3 separate regions of the Homo sapiens genome follow, and regions 2 and 3 are each linked to region 1. Evidence: read pairs that join two places in POLR2A ChIA-PET (ENCODE). Cell type or tissue: Panc1. All regions are shown on one strand. Each heading gives the region's core, and the rest is flanking DNA. Links, peaks and the distances in the headings are about the cores only.

The links. Peaks named below come from ENCODE experiments on the same cell type or tissue, not always from the same donor. Only the 100,000 strongest peaks of a DNase experiment are listed, where the experiment ranks them.
Region 2: POLR2A ChIA-PET joins it to region 1 with 5 read pairs; 4 of 35 experiments call an interaction of 5 or more read pairs at or near these places.
Region 3: POLR2A ChIA-PET joins it to region 1 with 7 read pairs; 4 of 35 experiments call an interaction of 5 or more read pairs at or near these places.

The regions. Positions count from the first base shown.
Region 1 is chr15:40,743,309-40,749,256 of GRCh38, reverse strand. It overlaps RMDN3 (regulator of microtubule dynamics 3), which reads left to right. Exons shown (of 13, transcript NM_018145.3): 5 at 3,998-4,280; 6 at 5,108-5,210. Among named protein-coding and RNA genes, the nearest start is that of RMDN3, 9.0 kb to the left of the region's middle. RefSeq lists a silencer at 2,495-2,664. In Panc1, for the core only: no CTCF peak of the experiment used is centred there; a DNase peak (open chromatin) is centred at 2,606.
Region 2 is chr15:40,547,238-40,553,152 of GRCh38, reverse strand. It overlaps CCDC32 (coiled-coil domain containing 32), which reads left to right. Exons shown (of 4, transcript NM_001080792.4): 4 at 1-54. Among named protein-coding and RNA genes, the nearest start is that of CCDC32, 15 kb to the left of the region's middle. In Panc1, for the core only: no CTCF peak of the experiment used is centred there; no DNase peak of the experiment used is centred there.
Region 3 is chr15:40,961,946-40,967,893 of GRCh38, reverse strand. LOC105370789 (a long non-coding RNA gene) reads right to left here and starts at 5,405. Exons shown (of 4, transcript XR_007064601.1): 1 at 4,247-5,405; 2 at 3,827-3,893; 3 at 3,154-3,255. In Panc1, for the core only: no CTCF peak of the experiment used is centred there; no DNase peak of the experiment used is centred there.

The DNA.
Region 1 (5,948 bases), core at 876-4,875:
GGTATGAACCACCGCACCTGGTCCTCTTTGTGATGATTTAAAGAAGTTGTACTAGGCCAGGCGCGGTGGCTCAGGCCTGTAATCCCAGCACGTTGGGAGGCCAAGGCAGGTAGATCACCTGAGATCAGGAGTTCAAGACCAGATGGCCAACATGGTGAAACCTCGTCTCTACTAAAAATACAAAAATTAGCCAGGCATGTTGGCAGGCACCGGTAATCCCAGCTACCTAGGAGGCGGAGGCAGAAGAATCACTTGAACCCAGGAGGTGGAGGCTGTAGTGTGCCAAGATGGCACCACTGCACTCCAGCCTCGGTGATAGAGCAGTACTCTGTCTCAAAAAAAAAAAAAATTACTGAGGCTGGGGTGTGGAGGCTCATGCCTATAATCCCAGCACTTTGGGAGGCTGAGGTGGGCAGATCACTTGAGGTCAGGAGTTCGAGACCAGCCCGGCCAACATGGTGAAACCCTGTCTCTACTAAAAATAGAAAAATTAGCTGGGCGTGGTGGTGCATGCCTGTAATCCCAGCTATTCCGGAGGCTGAGGCAGGAGAATCACTTGAACCCAGGGGGTGGAGTTTGCTGTGAGCCGAGATTGCACCACTGCACTCCAGCCTGGGTGACAGAGAAAGACTCCATCCCAAAAAAATAAAGAAGTACAAACTTCTGGGGTCAGTGGGAGCCAGAGCAGTTAACCAGGGACACCTGGGGGTCCTTCACTGCTAGGGGTGCTCACTGGGACTCCCAAGGCCACAAGGAGCAGGCCAGGGCTGCCAGACACCTGTGATGGGGCAAGGGGAAGAGTGGATTTCTTAATTATAGCGCCTTCAGGCTGTGTCCCATGCCCAGTCCCGTGGCATGAGAGCAGGTGGTGGTGCAACACTGTGTGGTTGAGCCGGCTGTTCTCTAGGGCAGTGGCCGTGGTGAATGATTCTTTGTGCCATGGTCATTGCCATGTAGGTCAAGGGGGGAGCTCTAGGAGTCTACAAACTCTGAAATGGCTTTGAACATGTGTGTCTTGGGGCAAGGAGAGCTGCTTTGAGGGATGAAGGGCTGAGATTTGATGGGCTGCTTGATTTCACTGAAAGCTGTATTCCTTCCTTCTTCCAAATAACAACTTTGAGGTCTCAGGAGATTGAGGGTGGCAGAGGCAGAATCACTGTGCAGCTCTGTGAGCTTGTTCCCCGGGCATTGTACCAAACACAGCTTGAGTTCCCTCTGTCAGAACCCAACTTGCCCTAAAATACCAGCTCCTCCAGCAAGCCTTCCCAGGCATCTCAGCCAAGAGAAATTGCCTGCAGCCTCATCGTGAAGACTCCTTCTTGGGCATTTATGACCTCATTAAGTTGGGTCTTATCTCAAGGTCAGGGTCCATGTGCCTGGTTATCTTTGAAGGCCTCATACTCAGTCTCTAACATGGTTTAGGTTAAGAGAAACTTAATTGCCAGGAGGAGAGATGTGTGTAACTGAGTCCTTCATTACTGCTTAAGAGTAGAGTGGCAGTCTCTGCTCAGAGGGAGCCTTGGGTCTCTGGCCCACTGTGGGAACTCCTGTCCTCCGGAGTGCACAGGACCAAAGGGCCTTTTCAAAGGTCCCTGCTCGTCTCTGGCAGATCTCAAAAGCCTCAGGGTATGTTAAAAGGGTCACTCCTCTCTGGTAGATTTCTCCAAAGGCTGGCTGGGTTAGTCTGGGAGGTGGAAAGTGAGAGAGAATGGTGTAAATGTGGTAGCCCTTGGCATGTGATTAATCTCTTCTGAGGCCCCAGAAGCTGCCTCAGGCAGTAGGGTTTCAGATTGTTGAGGGTTCCTTAAAGTGGGGCTGAGATGCAATTAAAGTCTACTTTCTATGCCAGCTTCCCTGGAGCCTCCCTGCCTCACAGGGCTCTACCATCTTTCACTCTGTTTGTGGCAGCAAGGCTCCCTGACCTCTCTTCTTGGCTTTGTGAGCTGGGCCTTTAGGATCCAGAGGGATGGCAGCATCGCAGCTCAGGTCCCAGGGGATTCTGTGCTGATGCCTGGGCTCCAGCAGGGCTAGGTCCCTCCCTGGGAGTGCTGGAGGCAGAGAGACTCCTCTTTGGACTCCTGATTGGCTGAGGCAGCCCTCAACTCAGCAAGAAATAGGGTCTCCCCCTCCTTCTAGCAAAGGGAGATGATGCAATTCCAGCTTCCCGTTCCAGATAAACCATCTACCCATTTTGCATTTGGGCCTGGCTGGGCAGAGGAGACTCTGGTTTGATTTTTCTCAATCTGGCAGGTGCAGTTGGGAGTTTCATTCTCTAGGTTGCCTGTGGGTGGTCTCCCTCATCAGTACCCAGGTTGGTTACGAAATCTAATGACACTTATCCTTGTCCCTTTGATTTCTAAAGGTGTTTTTTTTTTTTTCTAATAACTAAAGGGGAAATCTACTTGGATAACCTCTTAAAAAACAAAGGTGCAGTTAGGAAAGGTTTTAAATACCTTACAAGTTCTTGTAGTAGATGTGTCTGGGGCCTCTTTTTTAGATGAGGCTGAAGCTCCTCTGTAAGGATGCAGTCAGCACGGACTGGGTACCAGGTCTGGCTGCTCACTTCCAGAGCCTTCAGAGCCTGCCACCTTGTGGTTTCTGGTTTTCTGGGCAGGACAGCACTTCTGCCCTGACATTAGGCTGTCAGTTGTTGACTTTATTTGTAGGTGGTGTGTCATCTCTCCTTCAGTCCTGTTTTGCTCCAGCCACAGGGAGCCTATTCTTTTTTTTTTTTTTTTTTGAGACGGAGTCTTGCTCTGTCGCCCAGGGTGGAGTGCAGTGGTGTGATCTCCGCTCACTGCAAGCTCTGCCTCCCGGGTTCACGCCCATTCTTCTGCCTCAGCCTCCCGAGTAGCTGGGACTACAGGCACCTGCCACCATGCCTGGCTAATTTTTTGTATTTTTTAGTAGAGACAGGGTTTCACCGTGTTAGCCAGGATGGTCTTGATCTCCTGACCTCCTGATCCGCCCGCCTCGGCCTCCCAAAGTGCTGGGATTACAGGCGTGAGCCACCGCCCCCAGCCTTGTGTTTGCTTCTGACCCCCAGAAGTCCTACCTTTTCCCCTGCTCAGTCCTTATCTATTTTAGGCATTTAGGGAAAACACCCTAATCAGCTGCTGGTGGCTGAGATCCAAGAGAAACTCAGCTTCCTCTTTAGTGGGTGCATCAGGGTTGGGGCTCCTTAGGAGCCACCTGGCATATGGCAGCCCCCCAAACACCTTTTCAGGGGGTAGTTTGCATTGTCTTCCCCTTCTTGCTTCTGGCTGCAAAGTGGTTCCTATCACCTCTCCTCACACCCTTAAGTTCTCAAGGTTACTATGGGCTACTCCTGTTGCGGTTTAGGTTTGGTTGTTGACTTGGGCCAGAGGTTGCGAGTTTGTGGATGTGTGTGTGGCTGCCCATGGCCTGAGGCTGCACCCACCCATGTTGGTTGTGGCAAGTGTCTCTGACTGATAAGGCAAAAACGAGCAGGGACTTCTCACATTTGCCTTAACTGTCACAGGGCCTCAGCTGGTTGTCTGCTCTTTCCTTCCTGGATCATTTTCCCAGCCCTTAGTTCCCATAGGAAACTTTCTCTCAAATAATGATTTCTGCTGGGCATGGTGGCTCATGCCTGTAATCCCAGCACTTTGGGAGGCCGAGGTGGGCGGATCACTTGAGGCCAGGGGTTTGAGACCAGTCTGGGCAACATGGCAAAACCCCGTCTCTACTAAAAATACAAAAAAATTAGGTGGGAGAATTGCTTGACCCCAGGAGGTGGAGGTTTGAGTGAGCCAAGATCGAACCACTGCACTCCAGTCTGGGTGACAGAGCGGGACCCTGTCTCAAAAAAAAAAAAAAAAAAGAAAAAAAGTCTGCCCTTAAGAGGTATGAATGATTGTGATTTGGTGCTTTGGACAATGCCATGTAGAGTGCTTCTTTGGGGGTGAGGGATAGACAGACCCTAGGGGCTCTGAGCTGAATAATCCTCTTGTTGTCCCTTACATTTCTCTGCCAGTTACACAACAGCCAATGCGGAGTCTGACAATGAGCGGGACTCTGACAAAGAAAGTGAGGACGGGGAAGATGAAGTGAGCTGTGAGACTGTGAAGATGGGGAGAAAGGATTCTCTTGACTTGGAGGAAGAGGCAGCTTCAGGTGCCTCCAGTGCCCTGGAGGCTGGAGGTTCCTCAGGCTTGGAGGATGTGCTGCCCCTCCTGCAGCAGGCCGACGAGCTGCACAGGGGTGATGAGCAAGGCAAGCGGGAGGGCTTCCAGCTGCTGCTCAACAACAAGCTGGTGGTGAGGCTCCAGCTGCCTGTCTCCTTCTCCTTCCCTCCCTCCCTCCATCTCTCTGTTCCTGACCCCTGGGGAATGAAGGCCCGTGTGGTTACTGCCCCTACAAGGTGACATGGGACGAGAAATGGTGAGACAGCTGGTTTTGCATCTGTCCCCCAGGTCACATATCCTCTTCCAAGGAGGCCCAGCGTGGATCCTAGGGCCAGTGTACTGCTTGCCCCAGAGCTGCCTCCCCTCTTGGGAGGGGGAGTGTAGTTCTCTGCTTTCTGTAGAGCTACTGCAGAAAGAGCTCTACCTCTCACCTCTAGGGGGAAATGTGGAAAGAACTGTATTTTTTTTTTCTCCTCATTTCCCTTGAGGCAGAGTCCAAGCTGCCAGCCCCATTACAAGCGACAACTGTGTAGGTCACTCAACCATAATTCTCTTGTCAGGTTCACTGACAGAATATATGCCCACCCAGGTATAAATGCCCCCCCCCCAGAAGTTAGAAGTTTCCCTTTTCCTTTCACACTTTCTTCATGTGTCAGCAAAAGACCTCTCGTGCCTTATGACATCTTGGAGTTGACCTTTCCTCCCAGCAGTTCTAGGAGGTCAGAATGCCCTCACCCCGTAATTGTGCAAGCTACTGGCTAGACAGAGAATGTGTCATACATTAACTGCACGTGGGAAGGGATGACTGGGGGGAAGGCTGCGTGTAGGAGCTGGCCTGATATTGATGACTGTAACATACTAGCTTGGAAATTCAAACCTAGGGTGTGGGGGAAGGCCAAGGCCCCCATTCTCCACAGTTGAGGAAAAAGGGGCCTCACCCGTTTCTGTCTGGTCTGCAGTATGGAAGCCGGCAGGACTTTCTCTGGCGCCTGGCCCGAGCCTACAGTGACATGTGTGAGCTCACTGAGGAGGTGAGCGAGAAGAAGTCATATGCCCTAGATGGTAAGTGCTGACAGCTTCCTGTGGGAAGGTGACTGACTGATTCAGGGGTGGGGCTGGCCCATCTGCCTGGGGACCCGGGGAACCACCAAGATGCTGTCAGCAGTTGTGGCTCAGTTACCCACTAGGGACAAACTCTGGCTCCCAAAGACCCTTGCTTTCTCCTCTGGAAGAAGAGAGCAGTCTTTGCTTATCTGTATATCATGCTGATTAGTAACACACGTGCATGTGTTTCTAGGAGTAGTTGTATCCTATCAATGTTATTCGTTTTTCTCACTCTAGCCACAGAGGGCAAAACCTTTTTTCTTAACCTGAGGTTTTTTGCTGCTGCTTAGAAATCTGGTTTCAGTTTTCTGAGCTGGTGGGGCAGGTGTTCTAAGAATATAGCTAGCTTAGAAGACTCTGGAATCCACTTGGCAAGTCTGTTGGCAAAGGCTCCACCCTGGAGGATAGGGTGCATCTGACCTGTGCCAGGCTCAGGGCTTGGCCTTATCTGTCATGAGGTCAGAGAATGCTTGGACTTTAGAGACTGATGTGTCCTGCTGAACTCCACACACTGAGTCAGGTACCATCAATGGGTAATGGGTTTCTAGGTCTGTGGTTCAGTTAATATCTATTTTTTTTTTTTTTTTAAACAGTCTTTCTCTGTTGCCCAGGCTGGAGTTCAGTGGCCTGATCTCGGCTGACTGCAACCTCCACCTCCTGGGCTCAAGCAATTCTCCTGCCTCAGCCTCCCCAGTA
Region 2 (5,915 bases), core at 137-4,136, 200 kb after region 1:
TTTATTGTGTTCATGATCAGTATGTGTTTCCATATAAAACTTTTCTCAACGGAATAGCAGTGTCTGTGGTGCTGTTGACTCGATTGCTCCTGGAAGGATGTTCCCAGGCAGCAGGAGGTAAAGACAAATGCATGCAAAGGCATGGGAGCTGGCCACTTTGCCAGCCTCCTGTTATTAGCATGTGCCCTCAGACAGTCCAGACTTTGGTGTTCTGAGGCCTTAGCTCCATGGGCCTTCTTCCTGGGTAATAGTTTACAAATCCCTAAAGATCAGTAGGGTGGCTGTAAAAATCTTCCGATCGAGAGAGGAGCTAAAAGAAAAAATAGAATAAATAAATCTTCTGAGAACATTTGCTTTTTTTTTTTTTTTTTTTTTTTTTTTGAGGTCGCACTTTGTTGCCCAGGCTGGAGTGCAATGGTACAATCATATAGTTCACTGTAACCTCAAACTCCTGAGCTCAGGTGATCCTCCCACCTCAGCCTCCTGAGTAGTTGGAATTACAGGTGCAAACCACTACACCCGGCTATTGTTTGCTCATTTCTAAATCAAGTATTTGTCTTGCCCAAAAGGATAGGAACCAATTAGGTGGTTCCATATACTTGCTTAGTGATACAAATATTTTTATTGTAATATTCAAATATACTTTCCTCTTTTTTTTTTTTTTTTTTTTTGAGATGGAGTTTTGCCCTTGTTGCCCAGGCTCGAGTGCAATGGCGCGATCTTGGCTCCCCGCAACCTCTGCCTCCCGGGTTCAAGCAATTCTCCTGCTTCAGCCTCCTGAGTAGCTGGGATTACAGGCATGCACCACCACGCCCGGCTAATTTTGTATTTTTTTTAGTAGATTTGGGGTTTCTCCATGTTGAGGCTGGTCTCGAACTCCTGACCTCAGGTGATCTGCCCGCCTCAGCCTCCCAAAGTGCTGGGATTACACGCATGAGCCACCGCGCCTGGCCGCTCCTCTTTTTTCCTTCTTTATTTTTTTTTTGTTTTTTTGAGACAAGGTCTCCTCACTCTATCACCCAAGCTGGAGTGTAGTGACAATCATGGCTCACTACAGCCTCAACCTCCCAGGCTCAATCCATCCTTCTGCCTCAGCTTCCCCTGAGTAGCTGGGACTATAGGCATGTGCCACTATGCCTGGCTAATTTTTAAAAAAAATTTTTGTAGAGACAGGGTCGCATTATTTTGCCCAGGTTAGTCTCGAACCTCTGGGCTCAAGCTATCCTTCCACCTTGGCCTCTCAAAGTGCTGGGATTACAGGTGCAAGTCACCATGCCTGGCCCTTTCCTCTCTTTTCATTGACTAATGGTTAACCTTTTTTTTTTTTTTTTTTTTTTTTTTTTGAGACAGGGTCTCACTCTATCACCAGGAGGGCTGGAGGGCAGTGGCACGGTCTCAGCTCACTGCAGTCTTGACCTCCTGGGCTCAGGTGATCCTGCCTCAGGCTCCCGAGTATCTGGGACTACAGGTGCATACCACCATGCCCAGCTTATTTTTTATATTTTTTGTAGAGATGGGATTTCGCCATGTTGTCTGGACTGGGTTAACACCTTTATTAGTAGATTTAGTCGCTTTATTCCTACTGCATTTTATTGGCAGGATACGTGTGACACAGAGAGTGGCTCTCTGTGGCCCCTGGGTACATTGAGGAAGCCAGAATATTGACGGTCATCCAGGCTTGCAGGCTGCCATCTCCACCTGGAGTTCAGATGCCAGGCCTCACTCCTCTCCAGGGCCATCTGATGGCTTTCAGGATGGATTTTTTTGTTTTGAGATGGAGTCTCACTCTCTTGCCCAGGCTGGAGTGCAGTGGCGCCATCTTGGCTCACTGCAAGCTCTGCCTCCCGGGTTCACACCATTCTCCTGCCTCAGCCTCCCGAGTAGCTGGGACTACAGGCGCCCACCACCACGCCCGGCTAATTTTTTGTATTTTTAGTAGAGACGGGGTTTCACCGTGTTAGCCAGGATGGTCTGGATCTCCTGACCTCATGATCCGCCCGCCTCGGCCTCCCAAAGTGGTGGGATTACAGGCGTCAGCCACCGTGCCCTGCCAGGATGGATTTTTTAAAGAAAGAAAAACTAAAATTTTTATTCTCCCTGCATGATAAACAAACAACAATTATTCTTCCTCAGAAACAACAGTTTAAGAAAAAAAAAGCAATGAGGTCCCAAAACACTCTCCCAAAGTGCAGATCATGGGATGGTAAGAGAATGTTTCTGTACCCGAAAATAGTGTTTCTGTCATTCAGGCAAGATTCTAGCTTTGCCTTTTCCCTACTTCCCATTTTCTACCTCAGAAACAGAAATTGGAATATGAGAGGGTGGAGAATCGCTTTAGAGGAACTGAAACAGAGTTTGTAAGTTGAATGGTTTCTAGCCCATGTGTAAACCTGGGTGCGGTGTGAGAGGAGCTCTGCACGACTCCACGGAAGGGAACCCAGTGAGTTGTAGCTATAGTTTCTTAATTGATTTAGAGGTGACAGCGTAAACAATGGCTCTAAAAAAAGGTGAAACTCCATTTACCAAAACCAAATTTGACACTAGCTCCCAAAGCTAACTTGTTAATACAGATTTATCTTAGGCTAGTGAAGTGGCACTAAATTTGAAACTGAGAGTCTTGGGTGCTGTCTTTTATCTGTCTTGTGGCTTACTGAATGGTCACAAATAAGTCAAGTGACCTCTTCATGTTCCAGTTCCTTTTCAGTAATGGGACTAACCATAGGAAAAAATAGTATTGGCCTAAAATGCTGATCTCTTTCCTTTGACCCTGAAAACTCCAAGGAACTCCAGTTAGGGCTTCCTCAACCTAGTAAGATTTGTAAGTTGGTAGAATCTTACTTATCACCCCTGACTTTCTTCCTTCTTCCTCCTTAGTGAAATAGACAGCAAGTTAGAGCAAATGGAGCAATATTTAGTGCTAAAGCTTTAGAGCCAGGGGAGGGTAATCACCAACACGGGCCAAGCCGTAATGACTTGGTACACCCAGAGAAGGCTGGGCTGCAGCCAGGCAGATAACCTAAGGGACTGCTGCTGTTCTCTCCCGGCACACACACGTGCTCATCACTCAGCGCCTGGCAAGATCAGGGCTGGAGTGACACAGGCATGCATCCAATACCTGATCCAGAAATAGGCCCTGGCTGCAGGCACAGCAAGTAAACAAACGTCCCGCCAGCTGTGGCCGAGGTGCACCCTTCCAAGCAGACCTGCCCACCAGGACCATTGCTGGAAGACGGAAGCCCTGGAGCCTCTCCCTGGCCCTGTTTTGGAAGGAGTCCTCCAAGGCTGAGAACAGCCCCAGCCACATGAAGCAGGCAAGGTTTTCTTGAAAATTCTAAATTATCCCAACCAGCTTTGGCCCTACGTCAGTTATAAGACTCAAGATAGGATACTGCCATTGGGATGTTAGGTTTGTGCGAGGGCTGTTTACTTGAGCCCAGAAATAGGTTATTTAAGGCAGAGATTCATTCATCTAACCAATATTTGTTGAGCCCCTGCCATGTTCCAGGCATGGTGCATGGTGTTAAATAAAGCAGAACGGCATCTTCCCACATAGAATGATGGAGGGGGGAGTAGAGCCTACCTCATTAATTCTGTGGAAGTTGTAAGCACAAGGTGCTTTGAGAGCACATGGGAAGGAGATATGAGAGCCCTAGACCAGTTGGAGTGGGGTAGGAGAGAGGCCGTGTTAGGGGAGCTGAGTCCATAGAAATGAATAGGAGTGAGAGGAAATAGAAGAGTAAGAGCATGGGGACCAAGAGGAGTCCTGGAAGAGGAAAACAGCATGTGCAAAGCCCTAAAAGCAAAAGGGAACTTGGAGGATGGAAGGTAGTTCAGTGTAGCTGGAGCACAAAGAACAAAGGAGGGACAGACGAGAGGTGAGGGTGGAAATTACTAAACAAGGCCAGGTGTGAAGGATTTTATAAACCATGTTAAGGAGTTTGGAGTTTATTGTGGGAGAACAGGGAGCTAATGGCTGATTTTAAGAGGGGCAGTGACAAGATGAGATTTACATCTAGAAGGTTATGGCTGCCATGGGTTTGCCATAATTAAAGTGATTGAGGGTGGACAAGTTATTCACACTTGGCAGCGATACATGTCTATGTGAAATGGTTTTTCTTTGTTTTTATTTTCTACTTCAATTTTTCTTGTTATTTTTTCACTATTACAGAACAAGTAGAATCATGTATGGCAGATTGTATTTTCCAAAGATGGCCAAATCAGTGTATCCCATCCCACTCATTCATGTTCCAGTGTGATGTGGACACTCCTCCCCTGAGATCTTCAGTCAATATTCCCTCCCTTTGAACCTGGGCAGACCTATGTAACTGCCTTGCTAATAGAGTACAGCATAAATAATGGGACTTCTGAGGCAAGGTCATGAAAGCACTCCACCTGGGGTCTCTCTCTCTCTCTCTCAGCATGCTCCTTGGTAGTTCTGAGCCGGCATGTAAGAAGTCGGCCACAGAGAGGTAGAGAAGCCCAGGGAGTCCCAGCTGTTTGAGTCTTCCCACCCCAGGCATCAGACATATAAGTAAGTAATTCAAATGATTTCATCCCCCAGTTTTTAAGCTGTCCCAGGTGACACCAAGTGGTACAGAGACAAGCTGTCCCTGCAAAGCCCTACAGATTCAATAAATGTCATGGTTTAAACCACTAAGTTTTGGGTTGATTTGTTACTCAGCAATAGATAACCAATGCACCATAAGCTAAGCTTCAGGTTTTAAGTAGCTAATTTTTAAGTATTTTATTTTGCAGCCCCCTCTAGTCTGCGATGGTTGCAGAATTTAATACTTATGCTGGCTACAGTAGGGAGAGGGGCAAAATTGGACACAGGAGACCAGCTGTGAGGTGGTTGCAGTTGTCTAAGAAAGAGATGATAGTACTTGAGGACTTTTTCCACTTAGGATGTAGAATACTGCAAGAAAATGTCCCTTCCGTCCTAACAATGTGAAAAAGCAGGTACAAAATCATAACTTTTCTTGAGCCCATCAGAAAGCCAAGGCCACAAGGCAACCAAATAAAGGAGAGATAGTGTTAGGGGAGCTGAGTTCATAGAAATGAATAGGAGTGAGAGGAAATAGAAGGAGAGATAGTGACCCATCAACTGTTTCAACTTTGGCAAAGATGTGGCTGTCTTACAAGTGGGTAAGAAAAAGACAATAAAAATGTTAACAAATTTGTAAAGTCCACATGTGGCCTAGCATATCAGTTTAGAATAGCTGAATAGGATTCTAGACACGAGAGTGCGTGCAAAGGCAACCTTTTTTGTACAGGCCTCCCCTGGGGTTCATGGAGAAAAGTGGGAACAGGTCAGGAAAGGGAGGGACTGTTCTTCCTTGGTGATGCATGCATGCAGAGGTTGATCAAGGCGGCTGCTGGTGGAAGGCAAAAAGCCTCAACTTCCACAATCCTCTCCTTTAAGCAAAAGCCTTAAGCCATGGCGGGAGGGGTAACAAACTTTTGCTTCAGTGGGAGGAATAAAAGCAAAACTTATCTGCTTCTGGTGAGGTGTCAAAACCTTCTTGCCCTTCTTGAACAGGCAAAGACCCATTGCTCCTGGGACTAGAAGCAGAAACCCCCTACCCAGGGGCAGAAGCAGGAAACTGTCCTGGGCTGAAGATTCAAGCGAAGGTCCACTCTGTTGTGGGGAGGGCAAGAACTTTGGCTAATCCCAGATGAACCACATATAAGGCAGAGTTTGGCTTCCATAGGGAAGAGGGACAGAAACACTGAGAAAGTCCCACTGCTGAAGCTCGGGTGCCTAGGACCTATTTAAGACTGAAGCCGGGCCAGGGTAACAGAATCAACCCTGCCCTGCCCTGCCTGAGCCTGGCACCAGATCACAAGCAACAGAAGTCTTCTGCCAGCTGAAAAGCTGAGTGTGGGACAGCAGCACTGAGGAAGCCCTGACACCC
Region 3 (5,948 bases), core at 1,269-5,268, 220 kb before region 1:
GAAAACTCAAAAACAAGAAATGACTTCAATCAGAACTTTTTAAAAAATTTTTTTTTGTAAAGCTAAGGTCTCACTGTATTGCTCAAACTGGTCTCAAACTCACGGGCTCAAGTGATCCTCCTATCTTGGCCTCCCAAAGTGCTGGGATTACAGGAGTGAGACACCAGTTAAAACTTTCTTATAGTGTGTCTCCCTATTTCAATTCAGTTCATGTGATAAAATAACATGGCCAGGCACGGCGGCTCATGCCTGTAACCCCAGCACTTTGGGAGGCTGAGGTAGGCTGATCACTGGAGGTGAGGAGTTCCAGAACAGCCTGCCCAACATGGTGAAATCCCGTCTCTACTAAAAATACAAAAAAATTAGCCGGGCATGGCGGCAGCACCTGTAATCCCAGGTACACAGGAGGCTGAGGCAGAAGAATAGCTTGAACCTGGGAGGCAGAGGTTGCAGTAAGCTGAGATCATGCCACTGCACTCCAGCCTGGGCCAGAGAGCAAGACTCCATCTCAAAAAATAATATAACACTAAACAAAGATAACATGGTAACCCCCGCTACCCCTGAATGTTTGCAAGGAGACTTTGGAGAAGCTGTACTTCAGACTAAGGAATGACTCCAAAGGCTGCAATTTAAGGCGCCATGGGGAAATATTTTAAAGCAGGTATGTCTTTGTTATGCCTCAGATGCTGAGCTTTGATAATCACTTGCACCGGTTTGTAAGGCTGATGTTTTGGTTTATCTGGGCATAGGACCAGCTTTTCTCTCGGTAGAGAAGGGAGCCCCTCTTCACCGCCCATCACCAAAGTGAGCACCTCTTTACCCTCTGAGTGTTATTTGTGGACCTTCTCTTTTTGGCATAAAAGCTTTTTGTCAGATCTATTTTTTTACTTCTCTACTTATGAATACATGATAAACTTGCACAGTTCAAAATTAAAAACATACAAAAGGGCATAAAAAGAAAGTCTCTCTCCCATCCCATCCCCTGGAGCCCGGTTCCCCTCCTGGGAGGCAAATTATGTTGACAGTTTAAGATTCCTTCCAGACACATTTACATGCTTTTTAAAAAACAGGATTACACTCACGTTATATGTCTAATTTTGTATGCTTTTTGTCCCACTTAACACTACAGTAATAACATTAATAGTTATGTAAAGAGATTAAAATGTTTCTTAACATTAGCAAATACTCTTCATAAACATTCATGACTGCAAATATGCCGTCCAAGGGAGATGAACCATTTTATTGTTTACTGCTGGACAAATAGTTTTCTCCTCTTAAATTCTCCGATTCTGTCCAAGATGAAACTATCTACATGAGTTCAACTAGAGACTGCAGTTTAGTTTAGACCCAGATCAGCCATTTGCTCCCTGGGGACACAGGGCTCTGGGGTCAGGAGGTGGCCCAGCGCCAAGCCAGAAGGATAAGCAGGTGGTCCCTGGTCTACATGGCCTGCAGGGGCTGGCTGTGTGGTCCAGGCCAGTAGAGCAGATATATTTAACTGGGTCAGATGCTGCTGACTGTGTCATGACCCAGGAGGATTGTGCTGTTGGTAAACAAACCAGAATGGCCTGGCTGCAGCCAGCCCTCCTTCCTCCGCCTGCTGACCCGCCAGGGGGTGTGAGAAGTGGAGGAGAGCATGACCAGGGAGACGGCTCAGACACAGGGGCCCCTGCAAGGCATCTCGCCCAGGAAGGATTGGGAAGTGGCCTTGTCTCACTGCCCTTAGTTGTTTTTTTCCTTATTTCCCTCCTGCCGCAGCCCGCGCGGCATTTCTGCTCCCTGCCTCCTCCCACACTTCCCTCTGTCCCTCCAACCCAGTCTACCTTATTTGCCCTGCTAAGTAAGTGCAGTTCATTCATTCATTCCATTCAACTCATTTAGCATTTATTTATTGAGCAAATAAATCTTTCAAGGGCCTAAGACAAGCCAGGCTTTGAGCTGGCCACCAAGAATACAACACTAGGCCAGGTGCAATGGTTCACACGCCTGTAATCCCAGCACTTTGGGAGGCTGAGGCAGGCGGATCACCTGAGGCCAGGAGTTTGAGATCAGCCTGGCCAACATGGTGAAACCCCGTCTCTACTAAAAATACAAAACACCTGGGCATGGTGGTGTGCACCTGTAATCCCAGCTACTTGGGAGGCTGAGGCAGGATCGCTTGAACCTGGGAGGCGGAGGTTGCAGTGAGCTGAGATTGTGTCACTGCACTCCAGCCTGCCTGGGCAACAGATAGAGACTCCATCTCAAAAAACAAACAAAAAAACAGGAACATGCCAGCTCCTGCCTTACTGGAGCTTAACTCTAGTGAGATGAGAAATCAGCCAATAACTAATTGGGTATTGGTGAAAAATAATACTATCAAGAGCAATAATAACCAGGCTGGGTGGGTGGCTCCTGCCTATAAATCCAGCATTTTGGAAGGCCAAGATGGGAGGATCATTTGAGCCCGGGGTTTTGAGAGCAGCCTAGGCAACCTATGGAGACCCTGTCGCCAAGTAATTAAGTAAATAAGAAAAACAACCACCACCACCAACATTCACATAGTGCCTTAGCGTATGGAGTGTTTTCACCTGAAAGCATACCTAATCCCAAGAATCTGAGAGGTAGCTAATGATTGTCAGTCCTGCTCTACAGGTGAGAAAATTGCAGCTTTGGGAGATTAAGTAACCTGGCCAAGGACTTACACCTGGTAAGTGGAGCCCCAGCTCTTGAACCCAGTTCCTCCGACTCCGAGCCCATATCCTTCGTGCAGAAAGATGAGCTACTGGAACTGGACGAGAAAAAGTTTCCGGTCCAGCTCTTCATTTTGCATTTGAGGAGACAGAGGTCCAGAGAGTGTAAAAATGCCTTGACTAAAACACACCGCTGAAAACAGACTGGAAGCTCCAGACTCCCAGCCCAGGACTCTTTCTTTGCATCTAAACAGTCCGATGCCCTGACCCAGGGGGCAAGCCCTGGTGCCTGCGGAGGTGTGGGATGGTCACGGTAGGTCAGTCTCCTCCCTGAGCTGCATCCCCAGCTAGCCCGCCCCGCTCTGCATAGTTCCTCTTCTGAGGTAACAGTCCAGAGCACCCCTCTGAGGTCCCCTCATCACTGCCTGCCTCCTGCTGGGTGAGAAGACTTTCAGTCAACCAACACGACGTAGGTACCTACTATGTGTACGCTCCGCTGGGATACATTAGGACCTTGGTCCCTGCCCTCTCGGGCTCACAGTCAGGATAAGGAGGAATCGACGAGAACATGATACAATAGAAGCTGCAAGAGAAACAACACGGGTGGCAGAGATGCATGGCAGGGCCCCAAAGCCAGATCTAGGTGGTCAGGGGTAGGGAAGCTTCAGGGAAGGCTTCTCAGAGAAGGTGACATCTCAGCTGAGCCCTGAAGCCTGAGTGACAAATTAGCTAGGCTAGAGCTGGTAGGGATGAGATTTTAGAATGAGGGAATGGAGGAGGGTTCGAGCTCCAAGGTGAGAGGGTCCCTGCCTGTGGCGGGGAAGCGGGGGGGGGGGTGGGTCCCAGGTTTCTGCCCCACCAGCTCCTATCAGTGCATACCACGTTGCTTGGGCTGCAGCTGGCCTGTGAGCAGGAACTGGGTCTCCCTCTGGAAACCCCCATAGGCGAGGGCCTGCTCCTATGGAAGGCATCCCACGTGGGCAGCTTGTCATCAGCTTTCACCACCCATGGGCTCCCCCGTCCTTCCTGCCAGAGCCCCTTCCCTTCTCCTGCCACCCTCTGCCTGGCATAGGACACGACTGGGCCCCATGAGTGGCTGTGCCTGGCTGGACGTGACTGGCTGGGGGAAAGCTGCAAGTGGGTACATTACTTACCTGAGTCCCCTTCCTACCCCAGTCACCAACACCATTAGGCTGTACCCAGGAAAGCCAAGCTCCTTTCCTGTGGGGACAGGGAGAGAGATGGCGGATGTGGGGGCGCCACTCCATGAAAGATGCACAAACGCCCCTCTAGCTTAGCACTGCAGGTGGGGGAACTAGCAAGAGGCAGCCCCTTCCCCTGGTATGCATTTAGGGCCCTGGCCTCTCACAGATCAAAGAAGAAAAAAAACCGATCCAAAATGGAGGGGGGGGGGGCCAGCAGCGTGGTCTGCGCTGCCGCAATCAGGCACCCACCAGGGGCGCCATGCCCGGCTGGTCTGCCCTTGCCCATGTGGCTTCCAGCCCCACATTCCTGTGCTTTGCACATAAACCTTCAGATTGAATAATAGCCTGGGGAGCCAAGCTGGCACTTACCCTTGAATATGATTAGGTTTTTATGGGGTCTTTCCCTCCAAGGTGACATACGACGTTACATTCAGGGAGTCATTGCCCATGGGAACATTTCCCACAGGTCCTCTGAGCTCCTCCTAGGGCCCCGGAACTGTGCTCCATGCTGGGGTAAACCGTTCCTGCCCTCGGGGGTGTTCCAGTTAGTAAGGACAGACCTGCAAGTAGATGAAGCCAATAACACCTGCTGGGCACAGAACAGATCTGGGCAGAAACGGCAGGGAGGGTACCAGGCGGCCATATGAAGCCAGGGCGTGTGCTGAGGGGTGTGAAAGGGTGGACAAGCTTGTTAGAGGAGCATCTCGGTCAGGATAGCAACAGGAGAAAAGGCTGTGATCACACGTAGCATGAGGCAGAAGGGGTCGCAGGTGGCTGGAGTCTGTGGAGAGTAGGGCCCACGTTGTCCATGTGGAGGGGGCTTAGCCAGACCTACATTTTACGTTATGTGGAAAATGAATATACAGAGCACAGAACGGGATGATAGATAGGTTTAGACATCATAACGCTAGCCCAGGAAAAGAGTAGGGTGAGGATGGTAGAAGTAGGGCAGGTACCGCACATCCTCGGGACAGGTGAGATGACAAGTTTTTAAGGTTGAGGATGGAGCTCAGCCCCAGGTTCCTGGCTCAGCTGGGAGGCGACTATCAGGGCTGGAGTGGGCTTCTGGGCATGGGCACCCCAGGGCTGACGCTTCCTGGGAAGCGGATGGTCCAAGTGTGTCCCGAATTGGTGGGTTCTTGGTCTCACTAACTTCAAGAATGAAGCCCCGGACCCTCACGGTGAGTGTTACAGCTTTTCAGGTGGCCCGTCTGGAGTCTGTCCCTCCTGATGTTCAGATGTATTCGGAGTTTTTTCCTTCTGGTGGGTTTGTGGTCTCCCTGGCTCAGGAGTGAAGCTGCAGACCTTCGCGGTGAGTGTTATAGCTCTATAAGGTAGCACTTCGGGAGTTGTTTGTTCTTTCCAGTGGGCTCGTGGTCTCAGGAGTGAAGCTGCAGATCTTCCCTGTGAATGTTACAGCTTATAGAAGCAGCGTAGACCCAAAAAGCGAGCTACAGTAGCAAGAGTTATTACATACAGCGAAAGAACAAAGTTTCCACAATCCGGAAGGGGACCCGAGCGAGTTACTAATGCAAGCTCGGGCAGCCTGCTTTTATTCTCTTATCTGGCCCCACCCACATCTTGCTGATTGGTAGAGCCGAGTGGCCTGTTTTGTCAGGGCGCTGATTGGTGCGTTTACAATCCCTGAGCTAGATACAAAGGTTCTCCACCTCCCCATCAGATTACTTAGATACAGAGTTTCCACACACAGGTTCTCCAAGGCCCCACTAGAGCAGCTAGATACAGAGTGTCAATTGGTGCATTCACAAACCTTGAGCTAAACACAGTGTGCTGATTGGTGTGTTTACAAACCTTGAGCTAGATACAGAGTGTAGATTGGTGCACTCACAAACCTTGAGCTAAACACAGAGTGCTGATTGGTGTATTTACAATCCCTGAGCTAGACATAAAGACTCTCCACGTCCCCACGACTCAGGAGCCCAGCTGGCTTCACCTAGTGGATCCCGCACCGGGGCTGCAGGTGGAGCTGCCTGCCAGTCCCGGTGCCGTGCGCCCGCACTCCTCAGCCCTTGGATGGTCGATGGGACTGGGCGCCGTGGAGCAGGGGGCG